2 separate regions of the Mus musculus genome follow, and region 1 is linked to region 2. Evidence: chromatin loops called from intact Hi-C (ENCODE). Cell type or tissue: gastrocnemius. All regions are shown on one strand. Links, peaks and the distances in the headings refer to the core of each region. The heading gives the core; the rest is flanking DNA. Region 1 overlaps Rgma (repulsive guidance molecule family member A). Region 2 has its middle 37 kb from the start of Gm6567.

Region 1 (10,639 bases), core at 1,577-9,576, 280 kb after region 2:
AAGCCTACCACTTCTGCCCTTCGTGGCTGGGTGGCCCTCGCTAGGCTGCTGCAGCGCTCTGAGCAGTTGTGAAACCCTCACAGTGCCACAGGAGATGGGGAATAATAACTGCAGGGCCAGCAGTGGCAGGCACGGGGAGAGAGTCTGTGGTTCTAAGGACAGACACTGCTGGCTCCACCCAGGCCCTCCCCTGTAGTCTCCATTTGGAAATGACCTCCCTACCTCTCCACCCCCTCCCCCCCCCCCAGATTGCATTGGTTCATGACCTCTGCCTTCTCGCTTTCATGGACTTTTGCACTCATCTCTGGGCATTACAGCCCTGCATTCTACATGCTCCTGGGCTGCATGCAAGACCAGGAAGGTGTAGCAGGGCCGTCCTTGCCGGCTTTCTAGTTCCCGCTGCCACTGCCGCTGGTGTCCCTTGGCACATAGCTGCTTTCCCCACTCCTAGTCGCTCTGCCTTGTCCTCTTGGCCATGTCTCTCTCGACTTCTCATTTCTGCAGACACTGGCGACTGTCCTGGGACCCATGCAGGTAACCCAGTCACAGCTTTGGCCACATTAGATAGCGCTCGTGAGCTGGAATAATTTGGGGTCTGATGTTTGGGGGAGCGGTTTTTACCCTGATCTTAGCGGACTAAAAACCTTTTAGTTTTCATTGGACCCTTTAATTTTATATTTTATTTTATGGCTCACCTCTCTATAGTGAGTAAGCCGATTTTTTTTAAGTTATGGTAGTGAGCGAACGTTTAAGTAATTTTAGTACATATATAATAAAAGTTACAAAGTATTAAGTGTACAAGAGTGTGGTTGGTATTTAGCTGTGACTGTTACGAAGAAGGGAGAGTCCACAGCATCCTGGGGTACCTCCCAGTCCCCTAAGACCTCTAAGGCACATCTCCTCACACATCCTGATCTACTCTCCTCTGTATCTTTTCCCCATAGCTCACCATCATCTTCAAGAACTTCCAAGAGTGTGTGGACCAGAAAGTCTACCAAGCTGAAATGGACGAACTTCCGTCTGCCTTTGCGGACGGCTCCAAAAATGGGGGAGATAAACACGGGGCCAACAGCCTGAAGATCACAGAGAAGGTGTCGGGCCAGCACGTGGAGATCCAGGCCAAGTACATCGGCACCACCATCGTGGTGCGACAGGTGGGCCGCTACCTGACCTTTGCCGTCCGGATGCCCGAGGAGGTAGTCAACGCCGTGGAGGACCGTGACAGCCAAGGCCTCTACCTCTGCCTGCGGGGCTGCCCGCTCAACCAGCAGATCGACTTCCAGGCTTTCCGTGCCAACGCTGAAAGCCCTCGCAGGCCAGCAGCCGCCAGTCCCTCTCCCGTGGTCCCCGAGACATTCCCCTATGAGACAGCCGTGGCCAAGTGCAAAGAGAAGCTGCCCGTAGAAGACCTGTACTACCAGGCCTGTGTCTTCGACCTCCTCACGACTGGTGATGTGAACTTCACGCTGGCTGCCTACTATGCTTTGGAGGATGGCAAGATGCTCCACTCCAACAAGGACAAGCTGCATCTGTTTGAAAGGACTCGGGAGCTGCCAGGAGCCGTGGCCGCCGCCGCCGCCGCTGCCACCACATTCCCCTTGGCCCCCCAGATTCTCCTTGGCACCATCCCACTTCTGGTCCTCCTGCCTGTGTTGTGGTAGACAGTTGGCCATGTAGGTAGGATACAGAGGAGAGTAACGACTGCCCTGAGCCTTGGGCTCCTGCCCCTGGCTTCTCCTTTTGTCTGAGGGCTCAAGTCAGCCTCAGGATGCAGCCCAGCAGGTGGGCTGGCTCCCTGAGACCCAGTGTTCTCTGCAGACCAACCAACCGTTCAGCAGAGGTGGCCTCCGCAGCTGACGGCCTGAGCATGGTGCCCTCAGAGCCGTCTGCAGATGTTTTGGCCGGGGTGAAGGGCGCGTGGGACAGCTCTCCCCTCTTGATTTGTGCACGCAACAAGGTTGTGGTGATTGATGCTGTGTTTTTGTGACAGTAGAGTTGTGTGAGGGAGAGAGCAGCTCCCTCTACCCTGACCCCCATCGTGTGAATGTGCGAACCAGAGCCCCCTAAGCTGAAGTCCACCCCCCCCCCGCCCCCATCACCAGAGAGACACTGGGAAAGTCGGCTCCTTCCACACCCTCACAATGCACTGAGACAGGCCCGGCTGACTGCTGCACACCTACTCTGGGGCCCCTGTGCCCTCCCACACACTCTCGCGCACACTGTTACACAAGCACACTCGCACACACTAAGCCCATGGGGACACCCCCAAGACCCCACATCAGGAAGGCAGAAGCATTTCCAAGATTCTATCCCCAGGCAGGTACTCCTTAGCAGTGTGACTAAGGGCATACCAGAGAGCCCTGCTCAGCATCTTTAGCAAATGGATGTAACCTTGTAGCCAGGAGGCTGTGCCCTCCTGGTCCCTTCCTACCCAGTGCTACGCAGGGACTGTCCCGTGCATCCAGCTACTGTGGATGTGTCTGAGGTGCTGCATCCAGGCACCTGCCTGCAAAGCCCCACAGTTGAAGGGAGGGTGTGTTTTGGCCTGAGGTCTAAGCGGTACCATTCATGGGCTCAGATCCCCAACTCTGGCTCCACCCTCTGCCCCTCTCCCATTGCACTTAAGAAATCGAAGTGCTGTCATTCTGAATGTTTCAACAGAGACGTGATCCTCCGGTTCCTGCCATCGCCACCCCTACCCCCACCCCTCACCCCTGCCCCCGCCAGCAGACATAAGAGTCCCCACCAGAGAGGGGCTGGGGTCTCAGGGCATGAGCAGCAGATCCAGTGGATAGGGCCAGCTGGCCTGCCCTGTCCTCTGCCCTTTCACTTGTCTCCTAGACTTCCCCTGCTGCTGGTCAGCAGCTACACCCCCCAGCCCTCTTGTCTGCATTTCTTTGTGGGAACTGAGGGGAGCACCTTCTAAGAGGCCTTCCTGCACCATGACCCTGCCTGGCGGGTTCTCCTCCCACTAGAACCTTCTTTCAACTCTCTGGCCACAGCCAGAGAGAGGCCTGTCACTGGGAACCTAGCTTTCTTTCCTTCAGCTCAAGGCCAGAGTCCATCCACAGAGCCCAGAGCCATTCCCATCTCTTCTGCTGTTCCAGAGGCCCCCCAAGGAACCAGCATGGCGGTACCGCCAGCCCCCCTGGGCCACCCAGCCAGCGGCCCTGCAGAGCCTACCCCAGCCCCACCCCCCAGGGACCTCTCATACACTGGCCGGGAGGCTGCAGAACCTGCCTCTCCCTCCCAGAGGTCCAAACCCCTGCCAAAACCACGTGGGTAGCTGGGAGGGGTCAGCTCCGCTGCCCCCTGCTGGTTTTTCAGCTATCCCTATGTTGGAAGTAAAAGAGTTGAAGCACTTTATTTTGGTTGTGTTTGATCACGTTCTGCTTGGAAGTGGGGACCCCTCACTGAGTCCACCTGTGTGCGACCTGTGTGGAGAGCCACTGCGTGTACATACTGTAAATTATTTATTAACGGCTAAATGCAAGTAAAGTTGGTTTTGTTTTGTTATTTTTCTTTTAGATGAGCTGTTGGAGTTTATTTTCGAAACAGACTTTGGTCCTTGCGGGGTGGAGAGGTGAGGTGGGTGGGTGGATGTGTCCCCACTACAAAGTGTGTCAAGACGGGGCTGTGTGGGCCCAAGTTGTGTGAGCTGTGAGATGCAGCTGTTTAACCACCATGGCCTTCGGGGACTGAGATTACCTCTCTTCCTTCCTATGCCTGAGCCGTTAGAAGGACTTGGTTGGTCCGTTTCCCCTTGCTCTGGGCACGTCAGGGCAGACCGATGTTATACGATGAAAGGCTGAGAGCTGTTGTCTAGAACAGAGTCTGGAATGGAGGAGGGTCTGCGGTCCATAATGGCTTCATCCAAGCCAGCATGACCGAGAAGCCCCAGCCACAACTCGACCCCTTCAACATCCCTTAGCACCCAGCCTAGGGGCCCAGTGATGTGCTCTGATAGCACCACTGTCCAGACGTGTGCAAAGCCAGGCTCCCTGCTGACTACGGGCACATGTTGTCGCCGTGATTCAGTGTCACGGGACCCAAACCATTTAACAGATTGAAGATCTGTGTGAGATGTGCCCCCCTGTACCATGCCCTCCCTGTCAAGGGCAGAGCCAAGGCATACACCTAGGTCAATTTTGCTTGTGATACTCTGTTCAAGTCAAGTTTAAGTCCCAGATAAGTAAGCTTGGTCAAGTCACTTAACCCTCTGAGGCTCCCAACAGCTCCCAGCAATGTCTTCATCTGCTCCCCAGAGGAGAGGAACCCGCAAGACTGGGGAGGAGACGAAAGGCCAGTAAGAGGAGAAATCCAGAGAGCATTTATGCCCACCGGACACACAACCTCAGCACCAGATGTGAGGAGAGAGAGAATGTTCAAGAGCCTTGCTTGAAACAAAGAAACAAGCAAAACCACAGGCTCTTAAACAAAGACCCTGAAGGGTTGATCTAGGAGGAAAGAGCTAAATGCACCCACTCTCCTGCATTGTCAGTCACCAAAGGCCTGGCCCCCCCAGTGGTCAGTGGGATTGTTAAAGAAAACAATCCCAGGGGAACAGCATAGCAATGGCGGGGCCATTGGCCCGAGCCACACGCTGGACAGACTGTGGAAAAGCCAGGCCCAGGCAAAAAGTCCTTCACTCTCCATCAGATGAAAGTGCCATGTGACACTTGCCAAAAAAATATGTGGGGCTTGGAATTTTTTTCAGGCTCCTAAATTTAACCCACAAGAATTCTTTCCTAAATACCACACCGCTCACTGCCCTCCAGAACAGGGGAATTTGCATCTCAAATGTCCGGGGCCAGCACCTTAAGTCTGAGTGCTCCAGTCTTCCTTGTGCATGACAGTTGCTCTGAGTTAAGTCTGAGTGCTCCCATCTTCCTTGTGCATGACAGTTGGTCTGAGTTAAGTCTGAGTGCTCCCATCTTCCTTGTGCATGACAGTTGGTCTGAGTTAAGTCTGAGTGCTCCCGTCTTCCTTGTGCATGACAGTTGCTCTGAGTTAAGTCTGAGTGCTCCCATCTTCCTTGTGCATGACAGTTGCTCTGGTGCAGACCTGGGCCGAGGCCAGTCAGCCTGGCAACCGAAGAGCTTTCGCATAGCCTGTGAGCTACTCTCTCTCTCCCACTCCATCCCCAACTGCCTATGAGTATGTAGCTCAATGTTAGGGCCCTTGCCTATGGTGTGAGAGACCTTAGGCTCCTGGGTTGTGCTCCCCCCACCCCCACCAGAGCAAAAACAAGGAAAAGAACTCTTAGGCTTCTCATATCACAAGCCAGAGTTTGTAAGGGTAAAAACCAGAAAGGACTGATCAGCGAAATCTGATAACTGCCCGGGTAAATTTGGAGGGAAAACTTATCTGAAGACTGGCAGAGGTCCAGGAGAGCCAGGCAGCACTGGAGCCTGTCTCTCAGGCCCAAGCATGGCTCAGAGCAGCGGCTGGGCATGTGAGCTTGGGCAGCAGGCTGACTTGGCATCGGAGCTGGGCTCTGCCTGTTGCTAGCTGTGTGGTCTCCCTTGGATTTTTTTTTTCTTGAGCCTTAGATTCCTGATCTGTAAAATGGAATTACACGTAGCCACCTCCCAGGGTCCTGTGGAAATCTAATGAGCTAATTCCTGGCACAGATGCCCAACATCAACAAGAGAACCCACCGAAAGAGGTCCCGGTGGCAGTGGTACCCAGGAACTTAGTCATTGATGAATCCATTTGTCTCGGGACAAATCCTGTATTCTTGCTGGGGAGATAAACCAATAGTTGATACTTACATAATCTAACGACCCACATGGCAGCAGACTCCAGGAAGAGAAGCAGGTACATTCTGAGTGGCCGCCTAAGGAAGGAAGAAAAGGGATGCTCCTCTTTGGAGGGGTAAAAGGCATGTGTGACTAACTCACCACACGAGTTTCTGGAGCAAGGCATGTCAGAAGGTGGAGAAAGCATTCTACAAAGAGCAGAGTATGCGGGGGTGTGTGTGTGTGTGTGTGTGACGACCTGGAGCAGCCCAGCCCAGAGCTCATAAGACCTTGATCCCTCTCGCTGCCATAGACCTGAGAACCCTGAGCAGTGGCTGAAGAAGGTAGGGAAGCATATAGCTGCTCTCAGTCCCCTCTCATTCCTCCTTCAGGAACAGGATGGCTCCAATCCTCTGGACTCTGGTGGCAAAAAAAAAAAAAAAAAAAAAAAAAAAAAAAAAAAAGAGAGAGATCTAAACATTGGAAGAACCGGGCAGCATGTGGGTTATCTGCGGTTAGGCTGGAGTCTGTGTGCGCCTGCTGCCCTCTGCAGGACAGTTCTAGAATTACACTTACTCTGGGATGCTATGTCAGATACAGAGATGGTCCCACCTAGGGAGGCATGCTAGTGAGTTTTCTGTCAGCCTGAGTCACCTGGGAAGAGGAAACCTTAATTAAGAAAACGCCTCCATCAGATTAGCTTATAGGCAAGTCTGTAGGGGCATTTTCTTGATTAATGATGATGTAGGAGGGCCAAGGCAACGGTGGGTGGAAGGGACCACCAGGGCTGAGTGTGCCACGGAGGGCAAGCCAGTAGGCACCATTCCTGTGGCTTCTGCTTCAGTTCCTGCCTCAAATTCCCGCCCTGACTTCTCTGCATGTTTGGAAGGGCTAAAATGAAACAAACCCTTTTATTCCCCAAGTTGCTTTTGGTCAATGAAGTGAAACATGAAGACTCTTTGGAAAGACAGTTGGAGGGTGTTTTGTTAGGACAAACACGTGAAGGAATGTTTCATTAAAGTGGACACAGGTGTAAAAAGCTAAGGCGGATTCGTGAAGGAATGCTTAGCTGAAGCAGACACAGGAGAAATGATGTTCTACTAAAGCAAGCACGTGAAAGGACGTGTGATGAAGGATTCTTGGCTAATGACAGGCATCGTCCACCTCACATTGCATTTGTCGGGAAACCATGGAGAGAAATGCACCAAAAACTTGTGGCGGTGTGCTGTAGTTTGTTGCCACTTTCAAGGACTCGGGCTGACTGGATGCATGTGCTGAGGCAGGACACGTGGAGGACACGTGATGCTTGGAGGGTAGAAATAGGACTCCACAGAATGACGAAGAGAGCTTGGCTTGCTGGTACAGCTGGCTGTGTAACGCTTGTGGGTCTCTCGTCTTCACTGATCTTCGCTTCCCTGAGAGATGCACAGCTGAGAACTTCTCCCGGGGCCCCTTCTGCTGTCTGGAGCTGAGGCTGAGGCCCGGCTGTCTCTGCTAGGTAGTGTCACTGCTGTTGCTAACCTGATTCTTCTGAACTGGGCTCCTGGTGCATCTGTGAGGTAGTTTATCTGTGAGGTGTTTGCGAGTGGATGGAGCTGCCACTGCCTGCTAACCTGTGAACTGAACTGCAGATTTCCAGACAACAGACAGGAGTTGCTCCAAATAACCTTTCTAAACAAGTCCACTTCCCTCTACCCCCACCCCCATATCCTTTTTACTAACTCTGAAGGGGGGGGGGGCTACAAGAAAGGTTAAAGCGTTTAAGAACCATCATTAAAAACAGGATTTGAAAAAATTAAAGTTACAAGTCATTGTGTTTATCTCTGAAATAGAAAGCAAACATGGACAGGTTGCAGGAGTGGTCTCCATCTTCAGTGCGTCTAGTGGCCCGACCATCCTCTCTAACAATGTGACCAGCCAAGCACATATTATGTATCCTGCAGGGCCTCCATCACGGCTACCTCTGTTGGCCCTTGGTGGGGCTAACAGAACACACATCTTGTAATCTTGCTTCTTTTCTCCCTTAGGTGGCATTTTGTCTGCTTGCAGTTTGCTTGTCTAGAGTACCCACCCCACTTAAAATAAATTCCAAGAAGGCAGGCCCCATGCTTCTGTTGAGAACTCCCTCCAATGAGCAGCCTGTCCCCAGGATCTAGTTGTAATTGTGTCCTTCTGACACTGAAGCTCTTCGATGGCTCTGTCCCTGCTGGGCTCCAGAGCAAGCGGTGGCTTTACAGAAGCCTCTTGCTCAAGCCACTGGAGCTTGGTGCTGGGAAAGGCCTGACCTCTGAGAAGGACAAGCTTTGTCCTGGTCACCCCGACCTCCCCAGCTGTCCTCTGGTTCCATCCCCAACTAAGAATGGGACATTGTCTCCTGCCTGGTGGCCTTCTCTCTGCCCTGTATGCACTCATACAACACACCAATTTGCAACTGAAGCTGCTTCACAGCAGAGATAAAATGGGGTGGGGGTGGGGAGGACACACTCTGACTCCCATGAATTCCTTTATGCCACCCAAACACCACAATAGTGCCTGTAGTTAGCAGGAGTTCCAGGAAAGGCAGAGAGCTCATGTGAACTCCCCATGCTTGCTTGCTCTGAGGTATGGCAATTTACTCTGCACACACTGCAGGTGAAGACCATTGTTTTTGTTCCCAAATAAAGCCAGAAGTGTGGCCAGGGACAAGCCACTTGGACACATTAACAGTCCAGGACATGCCCGGGACCTGTCACCTGAGGGAAAGTCTCACCAGCAGGGTCTGGGCAGGGTGCCACTATGATCAGGGGCATACAGAAAGGTTTTAGCTGGTCCAGCCACATCCACAGCCTACTCCACAAAACCATGCAAGCCAACAGGCAGCATGGGCCAAAGAAGGTTCTGACCTGAAGTATGACAGACGGGGCTTTTAGTTAAAGCCTTGATGGAATTGCCAGGACGGCTCCTTTAAAAGCCACAGACTCTGTTCTGACACACAGCTGATCCTTAGTTTTTGTACATGACCTTTCTGTTGGCACTAATTGAGCAGGGTTTGTGGTGATCACCAAACATTGAGTCCCTGCTAGGGAGGGCTGGGAGGCAAGGGCCTGCAGCTTCCAGAAGGTGGGCATCTTGGCAGCAGTGGGCTTCGAAGCCAGCTAACTAGCACTTAGATTGTCACAGCACTTGTTCCTAAAAGGTTCCCAGAGCTGTTCTAGCTGCGTCCTGAAGCAGGGGGATCACCAGGTTTCTTCACAGGACCTGTCCTCCACACTTCTCCACTCAGGCGCAAGCGTTATAGACCCAGCAGCCTCCTGCCAGGCCAGGCCTTGCACCTAAGGGTCCTGGACAACTAGCAAGGTGGAGTCCCAGCGGCCGCCCTCTCCCTGCTGAGTGGACACATGGGTGTGTTTGGCACTAAGAATTGAGAGAACCATAAAGGTTTGAGTTTTGTTTCAAAGACACTTATGTGCAAGTTTTAAAAACCCTGGGCTTGGGCAAGATTCTCCTAAACTCCATCCTAGGACAATTTCGACACATAGGCCAGGTCACCTTTCCTCTATCTGGGCCATGTTGGAGCTAAGCCTGCCGCTGTGCCAAACTGCAAGTGAACATTTGTGTCACTGTTTCCATAAGAAAAGCGTTTTTCGGGGCTGGTGAGATGGCTCAGTGGGTAAGAGCACCCAACTGCTCTTCCAAAAGTCCCGAGTTCAAATCCCAGCAATCACATGGTGGCTCACAACCATCCATAATGAGATCTGACTCCCTCTTCTGGAGTGTTTGAAGACAGCTACAGTGTACAGTGTACTTACATATAATAAATAAATAAATCTTTTTTTAAAAAATAGAAGAAAATTTTTAAAAAAAGAAAAGTGTTTTTCCGCATTCAAGAATATATAACCCAGGGCTGGAGAGATGGCTCAGTGGTTGAGAGTAGTGACTTCTCTTCCAGAGGAACCAGTTTCAATTCTCAACACCCATACAGCAGCTCACAACTGTTTGTAATTCCAAGATCTGACACCCTCACACAAACATACATGCAGGCAAAACACCAGTGCCCATAAAAGGAGAATAAATCATGAAGGAAGTTAGGAAGTTAGGAAGTTGGGGAGGGGAGGGGAGGGGAGGGGAGGGGAGGGGAGGGGAGGGGAGGGGAGGGGAGGGGAGGGGAGGGGAGAGAAAAGAAGAGAAGAGTATATAACCCAACTGATTAACTGCACTAAAGCTGTAGGCTGTAGGCCTGATGTCTTACTTCTCTCTGGACAGAGGTGGATGTTTGAAGCAGGCTCCCCATGACCACTGTGAAAGATGAGGGCAACCTCTCATGACTCAGTTTTAATGGCTCCATGCCATTCCCTGAAGTACGCAGCTGTGGTTTGTGGCTGTTCAGGGACAGAAAACTATTTAGAACCAATAACAAAAATGCAACTTAAAAAGCTTCCATTGTCGAAGATGTAAACAAGCATGGACACACAGCTTGCAGCCAGCCAGGGAGGGAGACTGTGGCGTGTGCCTCACACCAGAATGTAATGTAACTGGTTAGCCCAATTCTAAAAATCCTTAGTAACACTTTTTAATATACAAGAATCAAAAAAGTACAGCAGTTTTACAATGTAGGAAAATTTAATACATACTATATAAACAACATTATTTACATCAGAAATCACCAGGACAGTGGCATTTTTCACAAATATAAATTAATTACTGTTTAGTCAACAGGTTTCAAAAGTCCACAAGTTTACAAGAAAAACCACCTGTCCCCAAATGAGTAGGGCACAGGTGGACTACAGCAGCCTGGACCCTTGGCATGGCTCTCTTCCCAACACGGCTGGCCTCGGCTACGAGAGCACAGGTGCTGGGCTGGACCACGGCTCCTGCTGACAAGTGGGTTTGTTTGGTCTGTAGGATTTCAGTGTTGCTGT
Region 2 (10,639 bases), core at 886-8,885:
TTCCTCCCTGTTAAACAGTTCTAATGGGTTTTCACGGGGAGACTGTCTATGGGTTATCTTTGGAATTGCCTTTAACAAGTTTATATATATATATCTGCTCTTCATTTGCTTAAGGATCCTTAGCATGCACAGGGCCTATTTAGGTTCGCACCAGATCCTCTGTGTTTATATTATAGCTATTAGCTCAGGATTTTTATGGGACTCCTGACTCTGAGCACTAGTGAGTCCCTGACTCTTGCGACCATTATTAGGAATCTCCTTCTGTTGGGATGTCATATCCAACTCCGATATAATAGTTTTTGCTTCATCTTGTATTTTATCATGTTGAGAGAAAAAAATCTCAACAGAAGCAGAATGACTGAGTGTGAAATAAATAAAACATGAAAGAAGAGAGGGGAAAAAGAATCCTTACCGTGAATCTCTCACATTCATTATTATAATCATGTCTTTCTCTTTTAATGCACTTAGTGAATAACATTAATCAGCTTCTGATTTAAGCCAAGCTTTCCTTCTGGTGAAATCTTTTAGTTCAGGAACATTATTTTTCCTGATATTAATATTGCTTGAAGAATGAGCATCCATAGGCAATTTATTTGTAAAATTGTGTTTTGCCACGTGCCTTCAAGCGTTCTGTGCACTAACACTTCAGGTAAAATCCAGACAGAAGAGTACTCCCTTGTAATCTCTCTGACACATCTCAAATGCTATCCTGAAAGTCCCCTATACCCTCCTGCCCTCCTCCACCCCGCTCCCCAACCCACCCACTCCCACTTCCTGGCTTTGCCACTCCCCTGTACTGGGGCATATGATCCTCAGAAGACCAAGGGCCTCTCATCCCATTGATGGCAACCTAGGCTATCTCTGCTACACATGCAACTAGAGACACAATTCAGGGGGGGGGGGGTGCGGGTATTGTTGTTCCTCCTATAGGGTTGCTGACCCCTTCAGCTCCTTGGGTACTTTCTCTAGCTCCTTCTTTAGGGGCCCTGTGTTCCATGTTATAGATGACTGTGAGCATCCACTTCTGTATTTGCCAGGCACTGGCATAGGGGAGGCATTATTTTAAACTCAAGTTTCTGCTTTGGCTCCTTTGGAATGTTTCCTATAAATTCTAGCTCCAAACATACTGAAAGGCCAGACTGTGACTGAAGAATCCCCAGAAGGATCTGGGGAAAATGGCTCAGTAAGGTGCTTGCCTTGCAAGCATGAGAACCTGAGTTCAACCCCCAATACCCCCATTAAAAAGCCCTGATGATGCTCCACGGTAATATCTACACTGGGAAGGTAGATCCCTGGGGCTCGCTGGACAGCCATCCTGGCCTGCTTGGTGAGTTTCAGGCCAATGAGAAACCCTTTCTCCAAAAGAAAAAGGCAGAAAGAGGAGGAAGAGCTAGAGAGATGGCTCAATGTTTAAAGAGTACTGGCTCTTCCTACAGAGGAGCCAGGTTTAGTACCCAGCACCCTCACAACTCCTATCCTTCTAGTTTAGGAATCTGATACTTTCTTCCAGGAGCCTCTGCACACACTAGGCATCATGTATACGCAGACATTATAGTATACTCATGAGGTTTGAAATAGATAACACTTAATGATTGACGTACTACATATGTGCCCCTGCACGCTTGAGTACACGTGCACACAAAACAGTTCTCCAGAGAAACCATGCATCTTTTCGGTTTGGTTTTGTTCTAGAAACTTCTGCTGTGGATGGCTGTTCCTGGGTTTACACAGTCCTTAGTCCCATCACGACCCATCTCTTTTTTGTTTGCTGATGCCTGTGTGCCTCAGCACACCCTTCCAGCCCTGCATAACCAACTCTAACACGGGTTTGATATATAGACTTGTGTGGGGAGCGGGTAGTGCATTCTCAATAGCTCAGAGCTACCTTGGAGCCTGGGAAGCAGAGCCTTTAAAAACTCACTCAAGCTAGGATTGGGTAGCATTGGTTGAAGGTAGGCCCTAAATCCAATGGCTGTTAGCCTAATAAAAAGAGAATAATTTACATGTGAAAGTAGGGGTGACGGGAGGGGGGGGGAGTGACGGGGGGGGGGGGGGGGGGGGATGAAAGCAGAGGTTGGGGTGGAAAGTTCTACAATTAAGAAAAACCACTTCAAGCTTCACCTCCAGAACCTCCTGAAGGAACTAGCTGTGTCCACACCTCCATCTAGATGGATTTCCAGCCTCCAGAGCTGTGAGAGGGAAGATAAATTCTTTGTCTAGGGCCATCCTGCTTGTGGAGTTTGCCACAGCGGAACGATGCCAGAGATCACTGCTGCTGCTTGTGTTCTTGCAAAATGAATGGCTTTAAGAGTATCTTTAACATATATGCCTAACATTGCACCACCAAGTCATGGCTGTCCCACCCTCCTTTTCACTAACACGTTCTTTGTGACTCATCCATAGAGCGTACACAGCCTTCCAGCCAGCCACTGCTGTAGAAGGCAGAGATCAACAGGTCTGACTCTCATGCCAGATGACTTGTGTGTGGCAATTTCTTTTGTTTACTTATTGAAAGGTGGGGCGGCTGTGTCACAAACACTGCCTATTTCCACTGAAAAGACTACTTGCAGGGCTTAACAAAATAACTGTACTTGCCTCGCCCCTCACAACCCTTGAATGTTTCTCTAGCCTTACAGTCCACCCACATCTGCCACTCTTTGACTGTCTACATTGTGCTAGCATAGCGGGTGGATTTCTAAGATGCTACTTGCCTATTTTGGATTAACAGTTCAGAGCTTTCGACAGCGGACCGTACTCTTTTTATCCATTGAAAGTAATAATAATCTGAAACTCCAAAGGGTTTTTACTTAATTGCTACATCTGTCCACACTACCTCTGTGGAAAACAACCTTGAAGGTGCTTGCAGTTAGGCCAGCTGGTGAATGTATAGCATTCTCAGCTCTAGGCCAGTAGAAGCAGGAAGCTCAGAAGCCCAGGGCCATCCCCAACTATATATTATCATGTTTGGAGGAATCCTGAGTTATGCAATACCCCATCTCAGATAAATACATGTACATGTGAAATTTTTAAACATTTACGTTGCTTAGAAATAACCATTTTTGTAACTGTGTGTTACATAAATAGCTTTCTATGGAAAGTAATTTTCAAAGCAGAGAAGGCAAATTTTTGTTTTTCCAAATCTTTTTCATGTCTGGCTTGGTGAAAGATAGCTGGTTTCTAGCCTTAGCTTCTATTTTGTTCCACCTCGAACTCATGACAATATTCCTTTCTCACTAGTGGGATTACTGGCAAAAGTCACCATTCTGGATCCTCTTTTAAAATGTTAACCGAATTACTCATAGTAAAATTCTATTTCTGTCCTTTTTGGTTTTCTTTTAGACAGAGTCAATCTAGCCTAGGTGGGCTTTGCCCCACCACATCTAGTTTATGTGGTACTAGAGAGCAGCGGCAAGGTTCTGAACATATCCATCACTCTACCCCGCTGAGCTTGAATTCTCAGCCCCAACTCATGCTAATGTTCTAAATCACTAGCTGAAGCTAATCTGACTTCCAGAGAAGTCGGGAGAGAGACCATATCCAAGCTTCCCTAACAGTCTGCTTCAAATAGGTCTAATGTGGGATCCCCTGCTTCAGTCCTTACAAGAGAAGGAATTCCGTGGGAACCAGTCAGTTACCCTGTCTACCTATAGAGACTTACTTTGCTCGCTCCCACAGTTTATGAAATGAAGTTCTGCCCAATTCTACGATTTCAAGTAGAACAATTATGAGCCTTAAACTTAGTGTAATCTCTCCTTTTCTGACATAGGATTTCACACAGCTCAGGCTGGTCCTCTGACTACTGTGTAGCCCTACAGCCTGATAGGTTATTTCTCTACCTGTGAGATGAGCCAGTTCAAATCAGATTATATTAAAGGCAGATTTATTGGGAAGCTGCTCTCCCGCCTGGCCAGGAAGGATCCAAGCATGGAAACCAGGGAAATTGCCATAGGGGAAGGTGGCAGGGGAAGAAGAGAACAAGAAAGGGCTCACTTGCAGGGAGGAGAAGAGAGAGCTGGAGAGAACAAAATGTTTGAATTATATAGGGAAGAGCCTCTGTAGGAAAAGCAGCCCAGCCCCTGGGCTGGAAAGTTCAAGATTGGGGCCAAGGTATGCCAGGTAGGAACCTCATGAGGGATGCTGGGAGAACCTGGAGGGCCAGGTCTGCTTTGACAAGTAAAATGGGCACCTCAGTCCCATGTCCCGGGTCTGAAACCAAACACAGGCTTCTGAATTCCATTCTTTTGGTTGACAAACAAAGATAGGTGAGAAAAAAATTAACTTTATTTTGTATTTTGTTAGTGTGTTGTTGCAAGACAGGGTTTCTCTGTGGGGTCCTGGCTGTCCTGAAACACACTCTGTAGAGTGGACTGTCCTCAAACGCAAGAGATCTGCCTGCCTGGGACTAAAAGAGTATGTCCACATACATGGCTACAGATAGTTTTAGATGTCCCCCTTTATTGCTGTACCAGAACTTAAATAGTAGCTTCTTAAATGCCTCTGTACAATTGGGTGACCTTTTTGTGCACTGTTGTGGGGAAAAAAAAAAGGCATGTATATATCCTACGCTCTGAATAGGTCTTTGGCCCACTCCACTGCTTATTGATGGACCTTTGAGATAATCGGCATGTGTCATTAAACACTCACCATACCAGCACACATAATGTTGCTACTACCAATCGCATTAGAAAAGTATGGGCCAAGCCCATGGAGACAGATACACGCTTTCCAAACTTCTCACTTTGCCACCAAAGCCCTGTGAGGAGCTGGCAGGTGGGTGAGGAGATGGTTTGTACTTTTAGTCTCAGAACTCCTGCAGCCTCAGGCAAGAGCTAGGCAAATAAGCCCTAGTCAGATCCCAGCTGGGCAGCAGAGGGCAAGCTCGGTCTATCCTGTGACTACCTACCTCCGAGGAGGGGGAGGAGCCCAGCAGGTCACAGAGAGGAAGCCTCCAGAACCCAGCCCGCCTGACTCTAATTGGACCAGAGGCGAACACCTCCCAGTGTCCATCATTTTCCATATGTAACTGATCCCAATAGCAGAATTCAACAACCATTTATTGAGCATTTGTTATCTTCCAGATGGAGAGACCAGCAACAAAAGCATGAAACCAGCCAGACTAGTCTCAGATGGTGTTTCTGCTTTGGTGTTGAGCCCTGGGCTGGGGGGGTGGGGGGTGGGGGTGGGGGTGGGGTCAGTCCTTTTATGGAGACCAAGAGCCAAGGGTGGTAACCTCACATTGCTAAGGAGACTTGGGGTATGACCTTCTGGCTCCTTCACTCATTATATTCCACTCCTAGAATCTCAAGTGTCATCCAAAGGCAGTCAAACTGTCTAGTGGGCATTTCAGTTAGCTTACAAGAGAATTAATTATTGTGATTGAAATGTTGGGTCCCTCCTCAAGGACCCCTATGGTTGAAAAGTTGAATGAGTCATACAGCCTGTACCCTTTGATATAGAGGGGACAGGAGCAGACTTAAGATAGGATGGATTTTAAATAAAGTAATCTCCCCGACTCCCACTCTCTCATACCCCACCCCCCTACACACTCACTCACACACACACACACACAAACACACACACCACTGTCTTTAAAGCTCCATTCTTTCAAGGGTCTTCTAAAGAATTCTGGTCTCCTAGGAGTGCATTATAAAATGCAAATAACCCAGCAGGAGGCCACCTCTACCGCCTATTGACACTGGAGTTAGCTATTAGCACTTAGCCCTCCCTGGCTTCTCAATTGCCCAGATGAGCTCAACCGCCTACTGGCTCACCCTGCTAATGAAAAGCCCAACAAGCGAAAGCCCTCTGGTCCAGAAAAGAAGCTCCTTCCTGGATGTGAGCGCCTGGACGAGAAAGCCAGGGGAAACTTCCATACCTAACTCCGATACTAGCCCTCTAAAGCCTGTAGCTTGGAATCTAATCAGTCTAATCGGTCTCTGAGCTACTGACTGGAAGGACCTGGGAGCCAGACTTTGAGATGCCCTGAGCCCTGTCCTGAAGGCTGTGGGAGTCATTTTAGAACCTACCTCAAGTCCCTCCTAACCCTCCTCCCCCCCCCGCCCCCCCCCCCCAGTCAGCAAGTTCACAGAATTCCAAGTTATCAAGCGCCTCCCTGCCTGCCCTTCTGCCTCTTCCCTGGGCTCCCTCCGATCCTGGTGCCGCATCCTTGGCGGATGTAGCCTTCTCATACCCCTATGCCTACTTTTTATCTGTCAGCAAGACAGAAGATGCAGGAAGACCTCTAGGAAACCAGGAAGAGTGTGCTGGGAGTAGACGGAAGGAAGGCACCTCTGGATGCTTCGGGGTCGACACTGTTGCCTCCCTCAGATCCTCTTAACAGCTCTGGGAGGGGGACCAGGAGGGCTGGCTAGTTGAGGAGAGACACCCACAGACACCCTAATGTCCTCCCCAGAGCCATTCAGCCTCCCAGGAGCCGCCTCTCTTTGCTTTTGTATTTGAAATGGCTACTTATATGCAAAACTGAAAACACTCGGACAGTGAACAGTGTTGTATAAGCAGAAACCAATGCTTGTGAGCTAGCACTCAGCATTATGGTAGGTCGTGGCTCTGACTCTTGACATACGCTGTCTCTTTGAAGACAAAGGTTGTCCGGGCAGAGCCCTGTGGCTTTTCAGGGACACGCTTCCTTTTCTTTGGTCTAGTCATAAGGCATGGATGCTCCACTCTGGAATTCAACCAAATGTTTTAACAAGTCTCATCAACAAACACCCTCTAGCTACCCAGGCTAGGAGGAGGTTCTGGGGAAAGGCTTCTTGTCTATAGTTGGTTGACTGAGAACTTGTTACTTTCTGCCTGTCCTGCCTCCTCTGCTAGCCCTGGGTGTGGCTTTGCCTGCCTTAGGATTCCCCAGTCTTGCACATAGATCGATCAACCCATTCTGTCTCCTTACAATCATTCCCGTATATAGAGCCTGATTTTTTTTTTTTTTTAAGGAATTGAGCAGTGGCTCCAATTTCCCAAATAGTTTCGGGGAAACGCATTTTCTTTTACAGTTCGTGACAAGTGCCACAAGCCCAGGAGGGGCCTACTTATATTTGAGGGTACTGCCACAATACTAAGGATCATGGCTGGCTGCTTTCCCCTTCCTCTGAGCAGGCCCTGCTAGTCAAAACCAAAGGTTTACTGTTCCACAGAGCCGCACAACCCCAGCACGATAATTGGTTCTTAAATGAGCCTGGGACCCTCAGTTTATCCAGTCACAGTGAAGTCTAGATTTAGGGTCTGTGGTTAAGATAAAGAAGGAATCCCGCTGTTAGGCATGGATGACAACATGCATTTCCCTTCCCCTTGTCCTCTCAGCTACACGGAGACCCAATGGGAAGCCATTGGAGAACCAATAGGAAGCCATTCTTAGCATCTAGGTAGCATGGAGAGCATCTAGGGAGCATGGACATTTCTGCCTGCTGGCTTCAGGATTAAGCACTGCCAGGCAGCAGCACCCACTCTGATTTTAAACTAGTTGGATTTGGATTTTTTTTTTAATTTACAATCCAAAACATCTTATCGCGGACTACTATAAATCCAGAAGGGCTCTTGGATTGGATGTCACAATTTAGGTGACATCTAAGAAAGGCCACAGATCCTGAAGTTCAAATTTTGTTTCTGGGAAGCTGATCCCTCAGGAGCCCGGCCAAGCTTCTCTGCCTGGAGCAGTCTTGACTGCCAGCCCTCCCTGAGTGGAGCCTAAAGCCCCGCAGCTTGTCACACTGTTATGTTAACAGAGCAAGCCCAGGATGCTGTTTGGCCTTTGTAGGGTGCCACAGCTCCTCCCAGGGTAGAGAAGTGCAATTCCTCTGTTCTCTCTTTCCCCCTTCCTAATCCTTGGCACCCCCCTCCCCTCCCCCTGCTCTTGCCCCGCCCCCCATGGGTCTTCAAAGGGTTAAATGCAGCTGAAGTTGCTTTTAAGAACAGCTGGAAACAAAGTGCTGCCCCAGGCTGAGAGCGGCCAGGAGGGGTCAGGAGGTTAACTGAATTATTTTCCACGGGAATAATTTTCTAAGGGAAATGGTAAAGTTATTTAAGCCACCAGGTGGGACACATAAAGGACAATCTTTCCCAGCCTTCCAGAAATGAATGCTGTTTGGCCTCACAGAAAATTTGGGGGGTTGGGGTGGGGGTGGGGAGAGGACTCAGGCTTGCATAATGAACTCTAAACCTTAGTAACATTAAATGACTTTTTGTAGCTAATTTGTATGGAGTGGGTGTGGCTGCTTTTGTTGGAAGAGTTCCAAGGACCCTCCGAGCCATATTTTCAAAAAAGAAAAGAAAAAAAAAATAGTGTCACCTGCTCAGAAATAATAGTGGGATGGGGGCTGGGAGAGAAGACTGTAATATGTTCATGCTCTTTGACACATTACTCCCACTCTTGTCATTACAGCCCAGAGAAATACACCCAACGAGGGAAATAAGCTTTATGTGCAAAGATGTTGGGTACAACATTATTTATGATTTTGGAATTAGAAAACAAAAGATTCAACGAAGGGAATAGATTATTGCACATCAGTGTGAGAGGATATCACGGGCCGTTAAAACGGCAAAGTAACAGCATGGAAACTGTCAACTTAAAAAAGCAGGCATAAAACAATACTCTGGGTGGTGGTAACCAGGTAACTGCCGTCTGCTTGTAAATAGAGGAGAGCATGGTAAGGAGGAAATCCAGCCCAGCCAATGGAATCATGGGATCTCTTCAGCCTTTGCTCAGTTCTGTGTAATGTTTATTTCTCTTCTATTGTTTAAAAAAAAAAAAAAGTTGCATTAAGGAAAATAAAATGCTTGAAAATTGTGGAGAGAAGTGTATGTGAGCCTCTGTAAATGTCTAAGAAAATACTACACTGTTTTCAAGGAATGAACTGTGTGGCAGGTGAGTTACATCTCAATAAAGCTGTTACAAAAAAACATCTTAAAAAATTTAAGTTGAGCCACTTTGGAGAAAGAGAAGAAAAGATCTTTGTTTTCCATTTAAGGAGCAATGCTTGTCAGCAGTGAGAACAGGGGCCTTTGGAATGAATTCTCCACACAATTTATTAAGTTGCTTACAATTACCACCCTAGGCCTTGTTTTATAACCAGAACATGCTCAGTGGTCTTAAAGGGACAGGGGCCTCGTTGGTCAGTCCTAAGAGATCGTTGGTAGTGGGAGAAAAGTTCCAGAGTTAGACAGACTACTGCTCTGGCAACTGTCATCCCTGACTCTTAGCAGCAGCAACTACACAAAAGTCTCTCGGGTCAGGGCTCCCAGCATATCCCAGGCTGGTGTGATAGCTCTTAGGCTCTGGATGCAGGGACCCTCGGCCCCTTAGGACTTTTTGGACCCCTGGAACTTTCCATCATCATTCTTTTGTCAAAGGTCTTCAAGTGTCCCACCTTCAGCTCTGTTGGTTCTCTGCCCTCTTTTTTGCCTTCTCCATATTTTCACCATCTATCGTCCCTGGGGCCTGTTCCCTCCCCTGCCTCTATAGCAGATCGCCTGCATTCTCAATAATCCAGACTCCCACTGAGGCAACAGCCCCTACTGCTATCTTCTCCTCTTTGGGTTACCAGCTCATGCTACCCGTGATAAAATGAGTATCTAAGGAAAGACCATTACGGAGAAATCTTTGATTGGCCCTAAGGATGCCACACCAGAGGGTAGCATAAGAGGTGTCTCCTAGGTGACTCAAAACACATGCATTATATAGCCAGAGGTGGGTCCCGGTGGGTATGGCATGGAAATAGAGGTTTATAGTTTGTGCAAACCACAGTTTATCTTCCAGTTTCATCAATCAAAAGCCTTAGACAAAGACAAATCACATGATTATTTTTTTCTTGGATTACTAGACAAGTGCCCCTCCGCTGTGTGAGAGAAAGAATGAGCTACAAGGTGAACAGAGTTATCTAGAAACTCAGAGGCTTTGGAGAGCTGAGCCTGCTAGAGCTATCTGAAACTGTAGCAGGAGCAGGATCCAGGCCCCTTAAATGTCTTGTTACTGCTTTGCTGAGATATAATTTGCCATGGGTGATGAAGCCAGTGACCTCCTAATGTGAAAATCCTACAGACTAGTGGCAGTGGAGGTGGCCCTGAAACTGGAAAGACCTGGGGTTTTGAATACTGTCTCCAGGATTCCAGCACTTTCACATCACTTACGTTACCAGAAGCATGCCTTTCTATGCTGGGTTTCCAAACGCAACTGAAACAAAATAAAAATATGTGACCGCTCCTGACATACAGCGGTATAATGGCAACCCAGGTATCTTCCTCAAGATAACAATAACTGACCAATATTTCTTCTGCTAAAATAAACTCATGCTACCTCTTTCCTGCTCTCTTGCCTCTGCTCCCAGCTCCTCACACCCGTCTGCCTTCTTCATTTTCCCCTAACCAAGTCCCAGGACCCCAGCCTCGTACTGTCAGTCAGCACCAGCTCGGCCCACAGCATATGGCCCGGCATACGCTCCCCATGACTTCATGCAGCTTGACTGTTATTTTTGCAGACTGGTATTAAGAAGCGTAAGCCAGGGATTTTTTTTTTTAGATACTGTCATGCTGGGGACTCTCAGGTCTGCAGTGCAGATGGAGCGATGCTTGGATTTAATGGTACAGCACGTCGGCTCTATGTTCTCCTTCCCATCCCAGGCTCAGA

Evidence for each region. A loop is a pair of places that touch in the nucleus more often than their neighbours do. Peaks named below come from ENCODE experiments on the same cell type or tissue, not always from the same donor. Only the 100,000 strongest peaks of a DNase experiment are listed, where the experiment ranks them.
Region 1: a loop joins it to region 2, with 7 times the contacts of the local background. A loop is called at or near these places in 3 of 42 quality-filtered maps.

The regions. Positions count from the first base shown.
Region 1 is chr7:73,416,373-73,427,011 of GRCm38, forward strand. It overlaps Rgma (repulsive guidance molecule family member A), which reads left to right. Exons shown (of 4, transcript NM_177740.5): 4 at 945-3,527. The coding sequence ends at 1,661. Chd2 (chromodomain helicase DNA binding protein 2) reads right to left here. Exons shown (of 39, transcript NM_001081345.2): 39 at 10,280-10,639. Among named protein-coding and RNA genes, the nearest start is that of A730056A06Rik, 46 kb to the left of the region's middle. In gastrocnemius, for the core only: CTCF peaks have their summits at 6,294 (motif pointing left) and 9,503 (motif pointing left); DNase peaks (open chromatin) are centred at 1,626, 3,205, 4,027, 4,575 and 7 more places; H3K27ac peaks cover 6,264 bases.
Region 2 is chr7:73,133,556-73,144,194 of GRCm38, forward strand. No RefSeq gene overlaps it. Among named protein-coding and RNA genes, the nearest start is that of Gm6567, 37 kb to the left of the region's middle. In gastrocnemius, for the core only: a CTCF peak has its summit at 4,857 (motif pointing right); DNase peaks (open chromatin) are centred at 4,887 and 7,711; H3K27ac peaks cover 388 bases.